Regions from separate parts of the Homo sapiens genome. Here region 1 is linked to region 2. The links are chromatin loops, found by intact Hi-C in ENCODE. Cell type or tissue: heart right ventricle. All regions are shown on one strand. Each heading gives the region's core, and the rest is flanking DNA. Links, peaks and the distances in the headings are about the cores only. Region 1 overlaps NFIB (nuclear factor I B). Region 2 overlaps NFIB (nuclear factor I B).

Region 1 (7,985 bases), core at 1,237-6,236, 65 kb before region 2:
GGGAAGAGAATGAAAAAAAAAAGTAGAAATGAAAGAAAGAAGAGGTAAAGCAGGCACCGTGTCTAGGCAGCTTATTTTAGAATCTCTGGCATGTGAAAGAAACTGTATTATGAAGTGATGACTAGTAGTGCAGGATGAGAAAAATAACCATAGCCAGTATATCTTAAAATTCATGTTCCATGAATAAATATCACCAGATGAGAAGTAGCTGACTGTAAAGCAAAGAGAAAAGAAAATCAATCACTGAGATTCTAGTAAGTGTGAGGAACTATGGCTATGCATCAAGATGCCAAACAAAACCACGTGGTCCCTGTCTTGGTGATGCTCATGGTTTAGTAGAGAGGGCAGAAATTAAAGACAGAAATGCATTAAATAGTTGCAATCATAATAATACTGGATTGCAGAAAGAATTCTTCTTAATGACAGATTAGAGAGAATAATTTTTTTAAAAAGATTCACATTGATGGTGTTATTCTTCAATGTGTACACCCATGTTTACATTTATAACTGGAAAATTAGCTATGACTTTAGAAACTCATCGTGTAGTTGAATATGGAATAAAAGATCACCATGTAAGAAAAAAGTTCAAGTAGGCTACTGATAAAGTTGGTTCATTTATTCTTAAGCATCCCTTTAAATAAGTATTTTGCAAAATCAAATTATCACACGATTTTTCCTGACCATACTATATATATTTTTGGCACTGTAACATATATACATCCTAGGCCTTGATGTGTTATTTATTTCACGTCATCACTTCAAAGAGATAAGGACTTAAGCAAATAAAGAGTTAGATCAACTCATCTCCCAACAAGGTAATTTCATCTACAAAGGAAGAGAGTCGCTGTGAAACACAGCGTATGTACTCGACTCATCGGCAGCTTGCACAAATTGCGCTCCAGATGTATATCTGTTCAAGTCAGCCCAAGGCAACAATTTTGATCAATTCTAATGTGATAAAATGCTGCAGGGAAAGTGTGCAGAAACGTGTTTACGTCAGCCCTTAATTAAACTGTTGTTCACTTCCAAAGAACCTTAGGAAACACTAATGAGACATGAGTTTTGGCAATTTCTTCATCAAAGCAAAGACCCCTTCCTCAGTCTGTAGCAGCCTGTCATCCAAGTCGCTCCCGGGATAAATGTCACATGGCACTCCAATCAGTTAGCCACCTGTTAGTAGAACTTCATTGAAGTCAACTAGTGATCTAGGGCAAGCTCAAACAGCACCTTAACACCTGCCTGTCTGGGACACCTGCTCCTTTTTCACATATAGTAGAGCAATATGTTAGCTTTTCCAATATGCTCGAGTAGATTAAGGTTACAAATCAGACTACTAAAGCCTACATAGAAAACATACAATTTTCTTTTTTGAAAAATTCCTTTTCTTCCCTATAGTAACACAATTTTTAACAATTTCAAATTAATTATGTAAGAACACGCAAGAATTCTTGAATTTCTGGAAGCTATTATTTTCAGCAAACCATATCACTAAATTAAAATGTATTAACCATGCCAGTCCTATGATTTAGTCCTTTTTCTAGGATAGAATAGTCCTATTTCTATCTGGTTAACAAAGAAGTAAATTCCTTCAAAATGTTTTAAAAGTGTAATTATTTTACATATTCCTAAATTGTCTTCCTTATTTACATGCCATACTTGTAACTTGTAAACAAGTCTAAATGAACCCTATAGAGACAAGTCACCATTTGCTGGCTACTTTTATTCTCCAGTATTTAACGTTAAGGTTTGTTTTATTGCTAAGTGCTTATAAAGCTATAATCATTGTTAAAATATCTACATATTTTCTTTATTTTTCACATTATCAAGCTGCTAAACAATTTACAGGATTCCTCTTTTTCCTTTCTATCTTTTATTATTGTGTAAATTTCATTTATTTATTTAAATTTATTTAATTATTTTAGAGACAAGGTCTCACTCTGTTGCCCAGGCTGCAGTGGCACAATCATGGCTCACTGCAGCCTCAAACTCCTGGGTTCAAGCGATCCTCCCATCTCAGCCTCCCAAGTAGCTAGGACTATGGGCACACGATCACACCCAGCTAATTTGTAAATTTTTAGTAGGGACAAAGTCTGGCTATATTGCCCAGGCTGGTCTGGAACTCCTAGTCTCACGAGATCTCCTGCCTTGGCCTTTGAAAGTGTTGAGATTATAGGCTTGATTCATTGCATACGGTCTTCTTTTTTCCTTTCTTCCTTTTTTTCTTCATCTTCTTTTTTTGTTATTTTTTGGCAGAAGAAAACTCAAAGTGTAATGAAAACAGTTGCAAAACTTCTGTTAACTTTGACCCTCTGGTATGATACTGACCAGAGGAGTTTGATACAGACCAGAGAAGGAAAGAACATACATAAGCACACTTAGCTTAGAGACAGTCCAATGGCTGGGATTTGACAAGATTATATTATATTGACAAGTTTTATCAAGTTGATACACCCTCATAATTTTCAAAGTTCTTCATTTTTTGGACTTTTGAAAGTATTAGACTTTCATAGATTTTTTTTAAAAGAGTTTTCTAGATAAACAAAAACTCTGAATATTGAAAACCTCTTCAGAGACCAAATTCATTGCTGGGTGAAGGCAAAGGTGGTCAACACATCCATCACTCCATTGAAACTCTGTCAAGCAACACAGCACTGAAAGAGAAAAATGAGCTTTAGCTTAACTGGGATATTTCTGCTTTCCATTAAAATGTTGGGTGGAAGCTGGAAGACAACAGGAAAAAGAAAAGAACCATCTGTATAAGATAATAATGTTATTTAAAATAAATAAGGTAGTAAATGACAGGCTACCAAATCAAGTGTGTGGGATGAGTTTTGTAGCTGAAATCTGACATTTTTACTTCAGGCCACAAATCCAGAGTCAGTCCTGAGACAAGGAAACAGTTTGGGCTCTGTTCCCAGAGGACAAGGAGAAGGCAGAGAAGATGACTGCCAACTGAAAGCTAAAAAGACCACAATTTCTCTGCCTCTGTTTTTGCCCTGGGATAAACAGTGTTGAAGAGAGGAAAGTGTCCAGGTTATTTATAAGTGTATGAGTGTTATGTAGAATAAGACAACTATTAAGGCCAGATTGGGGCAGCATCTAGCCTGCCAGATACTTAAGATCCCAGTCCAAAGCTTTGAGGTATTTATTTCTAAGGATCTCCATGTAGAGAATGACAGCAATCCTTACTTTAACAGGTTTTACCTAATAAATAAAGGACTGATGATGGGTGAGGGTGTGTGTCCTGAAGGAGGAAGAAAGGAGAGAGAGACCAAGCAGGCTCTGCCTTTACTTGAAAGCTTTGTACAATCCTTTGTACAATACCCTCTCAATTTCTCCATTTTCTTCACAAATGGAGCTATCCTGGCTCATGGGGAGAAGACACATGGTGTGTTCCTTGATGGTTTAAATAAAATTCAAATGATAAAAAAGAGGTGCATGGGTAAAGTCACAGGGCCATAAAGAATGTTCTATAAATTTCTGTCAGAGGACATGCTTTGAAATTGCTTATAGAGCCATGTGCTACATTGAAATTATTACGGCTTATAACAATGGAGTTAAGCCACTCAGGCACTGCTCTAGGGAATGTAAATTGATAAGATCTATGCCAATATTTACCAAAAGCCTTAGAAATGGACATAAGATTTAACTTAGTAATTCTACAGTAGGAATGTATTTATTCCCGTAGCAAAATTTCACTGAACTTCTACTTGGTGACTTCATGCCAGGCAGTATGCTAGGGACTTGGGACAGTGAAAAGAACTAGACAAGAATCACCCAATCAGATTAGGCACAGAGTTACATGCAGTGATGTTCACTGTATCTCTCTTTATAATACAAAAACTCCAAAACTATCTAAATATTCATCAGCAAAGTAGATATTTAAAATTCTATGGTGTAGCCAAAGTGTGGCATATTATGTACTCATTACAAAGTGGAAGGCTGGATGGGGTGGCTCATGCCTGTAATCCCAGCACTTTGGGAGGCCGAGGCGGGTGGATCAAGTCACCTGAGGTCAGGAGTTCGAGACCAGCCTGGCCAACATGGCGAATCCCCATCTCTACTAAAACTACAAAAATTAGCTGGCCATGGTGGCGTGCATCTGTAATACCAGCTACTGGGGAGGTTAGGGCAGGAAGAGTTGCTTGAACCAGGGAGGTGGAGGTGGCAGTGAGCCAAGATCACGCCACTGCTCTCCAGCCTGGGTGACAGGGCGAGACTCTGTCTCAAAAAAAAAAAAAAAAAAAAAAAGGAAATTGAAGGATATGGTAAAATGCCATTAGATTATAAAGACAAAAAAACTTACAAAATAGCATATATCATATAAGCTCAATTTACTGCAAAAATACATTCATAGAAATAGAACGCACCGAAATGCAGAAAAATACATAGAAAAACAGGCTAGCATATATACAATGAAATACTAACAGAAGTTATCTTTATGTGATGAGATTACAGGTGATTTTTATTTTCTTCTTCATATTTGAAAGTTTGTTTTTTCAAATTCCCCACAAATAACTATTACTTTTACTGTAAAAACTGTAAAATAGATATTTTTGGGAAAATTGTTGCCTGTAGCTCCACAGAATACTATAAATAATTCCCAAAGCTGGGCTGACAATATTGAATCCTGTTAGGTGTCCCACATTACACTGCAAGAAGGAAAGCTTCATATTAGTTTAGGTACTGGATATTGCAAAACTGTAAAATGAAATGCTTCAATGTAACATTTGCAATTTAGTTGGCTACAGGCAAAACAATGTCTTTTGAAAATACAGTGAAGAAAAAAGAATATCTAAATATCTGTGTCTAAGGACTCCTCTAGATGTAAAATTTTATGATTGTGTGGCAAATGTGAACAAGTCCTTCCCACACACTCCAAGTTAACAAAAAGCTCTGAATGTTATGACAAGACATATGGATGTAATCCCACTACAGTAGTTTGATGATGATGCCAGATGATTCAAAAAATAATTAGCTGCCATGTTAAGAAAGTATCTCCTTATATATATATATTTACATTTATCACACTCTAAAATAACACTGGAAAAAATGGCAAGCTACGTTAAGAGGAGATAAGATGTCATCTTCAATTAGATTTCTCAACCATTTTTTTTAAATTTATGAAATCAGTTCCTTTTCAAATGAGAAAGTATGGTGGTCTTTGTGTTAAATAAATGAAATTCTTACTTTAATTACTGAGTTATTTAATCTTAATTACACTTGAGCATATTATTGTATTCCTCAGTAAAGTAAAATCTTTTCTAATAGTTTAAGTCTCTCTTGCCATATATTTTAGCCCAAGCACGGTTAAGTAGCATGTTCCTACAAGTCTCAATTTTATCACTTCGCTATAAAAAAGGTCTCGAGGCTACACCTACACCCAATACCAAGTTAAAGCAAACCTCTTTGAAGCTCACAAATGTCTTCCAGAGACACTTAAAAAAATCCTTTGAATAATGAAGAACAGTGCTAAAACAGTGAATATGGAATAAATGAAAACTACTTTTTAAAAACACTTCAAAATGCTTTTGTCCACTAAGCAATTTCATTTTAACAGACAGACAATGATAAAGGGTCTTGAGTAATGTGTGTAAACCTAATTTGAAAGAGAGAAAAAACATCAAACAATTATGCAGGACTTGGAGCATATTTTCGTCACTTATTAAACACTGGCATAGGTAAATAGCTGCTATTCACCATGCCTCTCGGGAAAACCTCTTGGCTATGGAGTCTTATTAATGTTAAGCATCTGAGAGCCATGGGCTATAAAATAAAATCAATACCATAACCTTAACTGTAAAAGTCAGAAAGATACTGGAAGGGCTCTAATTTAACAAGATTACAGATGAGTTTTCAGAGGAGAACATTTGGGGAAAAGCCATACATTTAAAAACATTTATGCTACAAGACATCTCAAGGTTTTTGTTGTTACTAATGCTGTTATTATCCACGCTGGTAATGGTTAGAGTTGATTTAACTGATGTGTTACTTTAGTGGATTTACAGGAAAGTCCTATAAATGATCTGGAACTTACTTCAAATAAAATCATTACACTGAGGTAGTAAACTAATTGCTTGAGAACAATTATGATTTGATGTGATTTAGTGTGGTAGAAAAAGAATTACAAAAATTTTAAGGTCATCAGTTCAGCAGCTCAATGCAAATATGATTACTCTGCACAATATTCTGTTGCTCTTAATGGAAAAGTAGTCAAAATTGGTATAAATTGTAGTGTTTAAGTTCAACCTAAATCTATATTTTTTTTCTCCAACAAATGTAAATGAAGAAAAAAAGAACATTCTGTCAATGAAATTACTATGATGGCATATTTATTATCCTAATGGTTTTAGAAATCATGTGAAATTCATCAGTAACAAAACCTCTATTTAGTAATGGACCAATTACATTTGTGAGATAATGTCAATGAAACCGAATATTGTCACAGGATAATGGTCTCCCATTGCTACATCCCTAGTCATTTAGAGAAAATAAATGTTGCTGTCTGGCTGAGTCATTTGTTTTCAAAGTAGGAGACACTGATTCCATAACAAGGTTCTGTTATAATAACTCAATCTCTATCAATCATTTGTTGCACCAGAATGGTGCAGGACAGGACATGCATTTGTGAGAACTGCGCATTCCTCAGGTATAAAGCAAAATATACGGGGCCTCCAAGCACATAAGCAGCCCAATTATTGTTATTCAATGAGAGTGTTTAAAATGAACATTCAAAAAATAATTTAAGAAACAGAAAACTTTCTGAATTTTCCAAAAGATCCATGTTAATGACGGCTTTGGAAAGACTCAAGTACTGAAGATCTTCAAATTCTTGGACTCCAATAGATTCAAAATCTAAAATATTAGAACACAAATCTTAGTATACAACTTTGTTATTTTACAGATGGGAAAACTCAAGAGTTACTGAAGTTAAGTGATTTGTCTAAGACCACACCAGTATTTAGAGTTTCCTAATCACAATTACAGTGCACTAGGCTTAAGGCAAAAAGACTAGAACAGAACTAAAAGAAAACATATGTATGATAATAAATATATACTTTATTTTTATATTTTGACAAATATAGCTCATTTTAAACTGGCCATATATCACACACTTCTACTAAAGACATTCTAGAACTTAGGATTATTTATTACTATCTTATTAAATGGAAAAGTGATTTTAACCTGATTTCAGAGCAAGGACTACATGCATGAATCTCTAAGGAGTCTACGAACCCCTGTGAAGTTATGTGCATTCATCTGTATTGAAGTTTCATGCATTAAAAAAAATTGTAACAGAGGTTTTATAATTAGTTTGCAAAATCATAAACATAATATCTCAATGACTTATTTGGGATACAGTATTATATAGCAATAACGAGCATGGGTTTCTTCAGCAAGAGAGCCAGGGGTTCCCATTCTACCTCTGCTACTTATGATCTGCATGATCTATGATGAGTTTCTTAAGCATGATCAGTTTAGTAAGCTGTAAAATGGGGTTTCTGTCAGGTTTAAAAGAAAAATAGATATAAACTTAGCCAAGCACCTGACAGAAAGGAAGGGCTCAATAAATAAATGACAACCACAAATGGCAATAGAATCTTGTTTTCCATGTTTCATTTACATGTGCTTGTTGAAGACAATTTTTAAATTTACATGCTTTCTTCAATAAATAAATAACACAGAAAAAGGAGGCGAATAATCAGTGTAGGCTAAAAAGAAGGTGAAAATACAAATATAATCTATGGACTAAATTTGAGTCCTGATTCAAACAAGACAACCTTTGAGATATTCTAGGGAATTTGAACATGGATTATATGTTAGATTATATTAAGAAATTAATGTTATATTTGTTAAATTGATAATAGTACTGTGATTATGTAAAAAAAAAAAGTTCATTGTTCGAAATATTCAGATCTATTTACATGCAAAATGACAGATATCTGGGATTTGCTTTAAAATACTTTTAAAAACTGGGAGATAGT
Region 2 (7,985 bases), core at 1,054-6,053:
CAAAGTGACAACACTGTTCAACTTTCTTTTCACAGAGCAGGAATCTTTTATGGCATTAAGGGTATGTATGTCACACCATGAAAAACACAATGACATTGCAAACATAGACAAAGGAATCTAGTAAGGGCATTGGGAGGAAAAAGGGGGTGGGGTATTTAAGAAAATGTTTTTTAAACTTTTTTTTTTGCAAAAGAAAATGCATAATAATAAAATAATAACTGAAAGTTCCCTATTAATATCATCCAGCAATTATTAAAAATAGAATAAATTAGCTGATATGATCCAATCACCTGGTAGGGAACAGCATGTGTCTCCTTAGTCCATTGGCAGTGCTAATGGTGCTCCTAAATGAAGGATTTTTTTTTTCTATGTTCACGCTGGTTGAACTTAATTTTCCGTTCACCTGTTTACCTGGATTAGTTTTCAGCTTAACATTCATTAAGCATCAAGACATAACAAGAGGTGCAGTGATGATGAGATAAAAGTCTCAAGGCCATTACTCCTCCCATGAGGCACTCAGGGAGGATCTATAAGTGAAAGATAGCTTCACTCGCTTGGGTTAAAGTGAAAAAATATGAACCCACTCTAGAACTTTGAAAATCAAAGAGAGCTTTAAAAAGCCGTGTGTTTATGTTTTGCCTAATTTTTCACTTTTTCTCATTAGAAGGCAAGGTCTGACTAAATGTGGGTTATTTCTGATATCTCAGCTTCTAGTTTGCGGAAGGGGGTTCCTGTTTAAGGGAGGGAATGCTGCCACCCCCTACTCTCCCCAGCAGCAGCACACTGGACACCTGAGAAGCCAAAAGCGCTACACCAAAATATACCACCTTTAATCACAAATCAAACAACAGTAATTAGGAGCATCAAGTTAATTGTGTCTACTCCCCACAGAATGTGTCCTCCAAGGCTCCTTGAAATCAGGTTGAAAGATTAGTAGTAATTTTACTCCCAATTCTCTTATTCTAACTTAAAAAAAAAAAAAAAAACAGAGCCTAAGTTCATCACTCCTACCCTCAGAACTATGGAGTCTACAAGTAAAACCTTAAAAAGAAAAATCAGACTACTTAATTAAGTGTTTTCTTAGGCCGTTTATGTAATCAGAGTAACTTTGATCTTTGGCTTCTTAATCTGTTCAAAATTTGTTGTCAAATCGTATGGAATTCCTTTAAATCCAGAATTATAAATGTTATTTTCCATTTGTCTTTTATTAATGATTAAGACAACTTGGCAGTTTGAATCCAATCAATCAAGAATGTGCAAAATCCATTTCATATACATTGGTACAATTAGATACTGACAATAAGGCTCTTTCTTACCTTCCATTTGTACTAAATATGATAAAGATAGCAAGAATACCTTAGCTATTTTCGAGGCATTTTCATCTACATTACTTTGCAATCCCGAAATAGGTTGTGCTTTATTCTGACCCTTTACAATTACCAGAAAGGAATGCAGAGCTTGACAACTTGCAGAGTAATAGAAAAACCTTGATTTTTCATTGCATTTCCCCTTCTGACTTTCTTAGGATCTGAGGGACGACCCTTAACCTTTCTCAGTCTCACTCTCCTGTCTCAAACAAGCTATAATAAAACTTTATTCCAGTCCACTGGGGTATTAGAACAATGAATCTGATAGGATGTCCCTAACACACTGTACTGTGATCTCTATAGGGAAAGTTGCTATAAAAATAAAGACACTGTTGTTATTCTTCCAATTGAGTTATTTGCAAATGGATCTTCTTGATGGAGCCCAGCCCTCCGATATAGAAAAGAAAATTCTATCAGTCCTCTAGGGTACAATTGCCTTGTGGCAATTATACCCATAACCACATTTCCTTATTACTATTTATAAAAGACTGTGGAGTTCAAGGGGAGGCAAAAAGGGAGCTTAAGAAAAAATATGCTGTTTATTTTCAACAGAAGATGCTGAAGTTGCAAATTTGGAACTCAAGGCTATAGGTAAACTTTGACAGAACATGTGTTCCAAATTAGTGTGGTGTTTCTTAGCTGTGTCAGAAAGTCAGAGGTGTCCCTGAGGCTGCAGCGCTTTAGCAAATTTTGGAAATAACTTGGGGAAAAAAAAGGTAAATTACACAGTTAATCTGGTCCTCACTCTACGAATGCTACAAAACAATGACGAAAAGGTTCACGGCTAGACCATTCTCACCAAGAAAGACAGCATATCTCGAGGTACAAAAGGCACAAAAGAAAATTAAACTGAGCTTAGGAAGAAAGTGCTATGGACAATTTTACATGAAAAGCCAAAAGGGAATGTTGGGGCTACGTTGAACTTTCCTGGAGTCTACAGACAGAATACACGTTGCCCCCTATATTCATTACCAACAGCCATAAGAATTAGTAGGTGGCTCAGGTTTAGGCACTTTAAGAATTCCATATTCCTCAAATGGAATTTTTTCAAAGTAAATAATAAAAGCTTTGCTTTATGAAGTATTAGAGAAATGGGGTTTCCCTTCCATAACAGAAATCACTAGGCCCATCACACTGCACGTCTCCAAGGAGCATGATTCACAGTGTGGGCTACGGGGAGGGAGCCTTCTAAAGTCGTTTCGGATGTTCACTATGGCATTCTACGTGTCATTAAAAAAGCCTTATAAATCATCCTAAAATTTAGAGTTTAAACCTGGAACAATTACTTGGATAAAGTTTCTTATGTTAACAGGTTTTTAAAAGTTCAATTTTCAGAAAAGTGTTTGTTGTCAGTGGAGATCTGCATATAATCTAGATTCCAATTAAACACAGAGCTCCAAAAAGACCAATTAAAGGAGAAGTAGAACAGCTTGCCGTATCATGACAATAAATGCTACTTGCCTTATTGTCATTTCACAATCAGTGACATTCAGTCCACAAATTCTAGTGAGCATCAGATTCACCTGAGATGCTTGTTAGAAATTCAGATTCCTCGACCTCACCCGCAATGACTGGGACTCGTACAGCAATGCTGGGGCCAAGAAAGCGCTCTCAACAAGCACCCCAGGTAACTCCCGCACATTGTTCTCAGCCAGTGTACAAGGGACTTGGCTGCTGATGCTTGCTCACAGACACCAAACTGGAAAGCAAAAGGCAGTATGTGACTATAGAGTCCTGAAAACACAAACAAACAAAAATGCAGTCCTTAAGCCAAAACCAATCTCCACTTTTCTCCCTCTCCCTGCCATGTGATGCACCAGCTTTGGCCAAAAATCACATGTGTACAGTGAATCCTAAAAAGCAACTAAATCCAAATCCACACTGAACCATTCTGAACTCTATCACACTTCACAGAGCTTTAAATAGAATTCTACTCAAAACATCACACCCTGACTGGCCAAGGGATTCTTTGGGTTCTGTTGCTTTATCCAAGTGATCCAAAGTGACCCAGGTTCCATTCTGCAAGTTCGCTTCTACAGCTTTTTCCAAGTCGAACACAGAAGGATTAAAAAGAAAACACAAATATTGGCATAGGTGACTTGAGGTTACTTGACCTTTCTGAAGGAAGATTTTTTGGCAATTGTGTTCTGGCAGCTCCCTGGAAGGCAAGGCCAGGACACAAAGAGGAAGACAGGAAGCCGGGAGCTGGCCATGTGTCCTTGGCAGGCAGTAGTGCGGCAGGGTGAACCACCTCATCCCTGCCAAACCAGAAACAGTGGGGAAAGCCCAGCTAATTGGCAACTCACAGCCGGCTACAGTGTACATCCTCGGCTTTAGATGCCTGATAAAGTTAAATGGCCTGCCAGACCCTAATCTACTTAAACAGGATCCTCCTTTACTTTCAAAAACTTAACTCACCCATTTGTGTTTCCTTAAGGAAGTGGTAAGGCAGCATCTTAGAATGTTAAGAGCTGGAAAAATTAAAAACAAAACAGCAAAAAAAGTAAAGATGTGTTGGAGTCTCATTATGCTTATAGCCGTTTTACTTTGTGAAAGGGCCATGTATGTTTGTGCTTTTGGTTTTAGCTAATAAGACTTCCACTTGGTCATTTATTTTTATTTAAAAGAAATTCTCAAGTCAACATTGCAGACTGATTATGACTTCAGTTCATTGGAGGATCCAGGATCCATTTTTTTTTTAATTTCACAAAACTCCTGAAGATATCCAAGGAGACTGCAGAGTTGCACCCAGTTTCCACTCAGCTATTGTTTTTACTTACACATTAGTTGGCTCAATCATATTTGCTAAGGTATTTCTGTATGTACTAGCATAAAATCACCACTTTCTGAGTCTTTTACAGCTAAAATAGGGAATCACGCAGGGAGAACAGGAGCAGAAGGGATTGTCCAAATAAACTGTTCCTTACTGCTGCTGCTAACAGAGTGAATCCAGGGACCTGGAGCCTGGAGCATAATTTTGCCCCTAGGTCTGAAGGCCTGGTAAGAGCAATTTAAAGGGGTGTGCTCAGTAGTTGGGCATATTTCCTTCTATTTTCTGTGAAACTGTTCATGCCTTCTTCAAAACTCAAAGCAAAATTTCAAATTAGCTTCTCCTCCTTAAAATATAGTAGTCAATGGTGAAATTTGATGAAGAAAATGCAAATTTCCTCTCAGAACTGGTAGAAGAGAAAGATTACAATAAACATAATCCACTGTTTTCATCAGAAGTTTCTTAAAGTCTACAGAATATTCATCCTTTAAGCAACCCAGGACCCCAGAATCTGTTTCAGTGAAGTTAGACCAAGGAATAAAACACAATACCAAAACTCACATACTCTCTGATCACGATGTGAGATAAGAAAATAATAATCCTCATGCCCAACACTAGCTCTCAGGATCGGTAAGTCTAAGTATGTGTTTCAGCTCCAAAATTACTATTTTTTTTAAAACACGACTTGACTTTCCCAGACTCTACTTAGTTGACTTTTCACACTAAGTATCCCTAGCTTTTGGAAATTCTCCTTCCCTTTTCCTTTAGGGCACCACTCCTTTCTTAGGTCCAATCCTCTATTTCTGAGGGCTGCTTTCCTGTCTTGATGGCTATCTCCTTCTCTTCTGTTGGTCCCTTATATGTTGGTGATCCCAAAGACGATCCATCCAACTTGGCCATCTTCTTGTCTTTGTACATTCCCCCTCAGCAAACTCAGCTAGGTCCATGTTTACAAATACTACCCGTTTTTTGAGAACTCTGTATCTCCATATCTAGCCCTAACCTCTTCTTTAACTGCAAAACTCCTCCTGATGTTGCTAGTGCACAACCTTTGTACACTCTTGCCTCCCCGCAACCAATCCATATCTCAATTAATGGCATTCACAGCCATTCAGTTTCCCAAGCTGAAAATGCTCATTCCAGAAACCCCAACTCCCCAAAGCTTCACATTCAGTTGTCAGCCCAGACTCTATCTTCCTTTCAAGCCTATTTCCCCATCTCCATCCCAACTGGTGCTAAGTCCCTTATTGAGCTTCACATTTTTACCTCACAATAGCCTCAGCCTCCTCAGGCCATTATGATTCACTCTTCACACTATAACCAGACTCCATCCTCTGCATAGCCACCAGGAATCACAACACTTCACTCCTTAAAACACCTTGGTGGCTTCCAATTGCTAGCTAGGATAATCTACAACCTCCTTAGTACAGCATTCAAGGTGCTCCATAACCTGGCCCCAGCCTAGCCTCACTCTCACAGAAACCATCACCCTTTACCCTCCCCCTCACACCCACACCCAACTTCCTAATATTCTTCTTAACAGTCCTAGAATATGCCGTGCAACTGCAGGTCTGTGCCCTTGCTCATAAGGTTTCTATGCCTGGAATATCCCTTATTTGATGCAAGACAAACGCCTAATTCATCTTTAAAAGCTCTTGAATTTCGTCTGTTACAACCTTCCTGAACCTTATTGCCCCATCTAATGAGACCACCCTCTGGGGCCCACATGGTCTTGCTCACACTTTAGTGCAGGGCCCGACCAGTGCATTATAGTTGGTTGTTTATACATTACTTCTCTCCAAGATTGTGACCTCCTGTATCCCAACTTACCCTGAATAATTTTGGGAATCTATTTAAATGGCATACAAATTTATCTTGGATGTACTATCCATGAAGAAACTGAGACAAAGAGCATTAATTCCCAAAAGAAAGACAAAGTAACCTTAAAAAAAAAAAGTCATAATGAGCTATCAATTTATACAGGTAATTAACATTCAATATTCTGATTGTGACATATACAGATGATATTTATCCATTCGTTTATTTTTTTGAAAAGGACTGAACACCTACAGTGGTCCATGTATCATCCTTGGAACTCAGTCTACAACAGTCAATAAAAGATGATTTGTTCTTGTCTTCATGGAGCTTATGGTTTCATTTGCACAATGTTGACTTTCATTCACTTGCTAGCAGGTAAAATGTGCTCTCTATACAATTTACAAATAAGCAGAATCTGTAATCATTATATTTTGAAGATAAAATTGATACTTTTCACACACACACACACACACACACACACACACACACAAAGATTTAGCAGTGGGACAAACTTTTTCATTTAATTTTTGTTTATAGCAACTAAAACATGAGAGACTAAAAGCCACAGACTGCAAAAGCATTGTTTAGCTGTGATAAGCAGAATGTGTAAAGGTGGTATGATGGCACAACAGCTATTGCAGCATGAAATAATGAGACTATAAAATAATGAGACCACAGTTTTAAAATTCTCCGACTTCCATTATCTTTCAGAATAGATGAAAGGGGTCTACTGACTAGTTCGGGAGCTGAAGAGTCAAATACTATTTTAGGATGAAAATTACTTTGTGGTCACATCCCATTATAGAATATTGATGGAGCCACACTACATGAAAGTCTCAAAAGGAGTACTGAGAGAAAACATCGTTAAGAATTGGTTTTCTGCTACTCAAACCCATCCTCAAGAAAAAACAAAAGCTAATTTAAAAAAATCATCACCAAAGCAAAGTTTCTAAATGGAATGACATAAAAATATCGGTTCTACGTTTCTTGTCTTTTAGAAAAACGACCCATATGTGTAGTATTTTATATGGTTTTCTCTAACGTATCTGAGAAATGGGTAAGCAAATCTATGCAAAGAGATATCATGGATTGTGATGTCATATTTCTTATGAAAAAAATCACCTTCACAATGTCAATTAATACCAAATTTAGCTTTACAACTCCATGAACTCTACCATTTTTTAGGTTAGCTGAAAACGATCTATTGACTAGCTTTGTGAGCTGAACAGTTGAATGCTACTTACATAGAAAATTATTTCTTTCACTCCATAAGAATAATTATCATGGCGATCACACAATTATTACAATTACATCTGTAAGAACTGTTACTGGGAATTTATCTCTGAAACAGTCTCATGCCTTGCAGGGGACATTTATCTTTTTGAATGATCATCAACACGAGTGTCTTTTTGTAGCTATATAAGTGATTTTTACCTCCTTCTATTAATATCCTCTTGCATGCTTTAGAAGCCAAAGGAGACAGCCCCCACATTTTTTTTTTCCTAAAGCAATTGTTTCAGTTAAGCCAGGCCCATGGCATCTTTTGAGACAGAAAGCTACCCTTTCCATTCACGGCAACATAACATTCACAATGTGCTTTCCTAAATGGATGGAAAACCCCTCAAAAAAGCCCCTCAAATCTGTGTTTCATAAACTGTACTCTTAGCAATAAAGTTTATTACAGACCTAAAGTATCTGCATAAACCCGGTTAATTGAAAAGTGGGTGGAGAAGGCTGCCAAATTAAATGTTTACATTAGCACAGCTGTATTGTAAAAACATTCTGCCCCCTGTGCTTTGTAATTATAAGATATTTCTGGACTGTGTATCTCTACAAAGTTTATCTCCACTGCCAAGAGTGTCTTGGCACGGAGCGACTGCAGTTTTTGGCAGCCAGGAGCTCTCCGCGCGGGCAGGATCTAAAATGGCTGCCAAGCGGCCTCCTGAAATGTCGCCGGCCTGGGCCCGCCTCACCAAGGGCAAAGGCCAACCCTGCTACCAAGGCAGGGTCTAAAGTCTGTCTCACAGGAA

The links. Hi-C counts contacts between places; a loop is a spot of excess contacts. Peaks named below come from ENCODE experiments on the same cell type or tissue, not always from the same donor. Only the 100,000 strongest peaks of a DNase experiment are listed, where the experiment ranks them.
Region 1: it touches region 2 in a loop (1.8-fold over the local background); 5 of 110 quality-filtered maps call a loop at or near these places.

Annotation. Positions count from the first base shown.
Region 1 is chr9:14,130,670-14,138,654 of GRCh38, forward strand. All of the region lies in intron 6 of NFIB (nuclear factor I B), which reads right to left. Among named protein-coding and RNA genes, the nearest start is that of NFIB, 180 kb to the right of the region's middle. In heart right ventricle, for the core only: no CTCF peak of the experiment used is centred there; no DNase peak of the experiment used is centred there; H3K27ac peaks cover 1,246 bases.
Region 2 is chr9:14,195,720-14,203,704 of GRCh38, forward strand. The region is part of intron 2 of NFIB (nuclear factor I B); the gene reads right to left. Among named protein-coding and RNA genes, the nearest start is that of NFIB, 110 kb to the right of the region's middle. In heart right ventricle, for the core only: no CTCF peak of the experiment used is centred there; a DNase peak (open chromatin) is centred at 3,601; H3K4me3 peaks cover 1,234 bases; H3K27ac peaks cover 4,790 bases.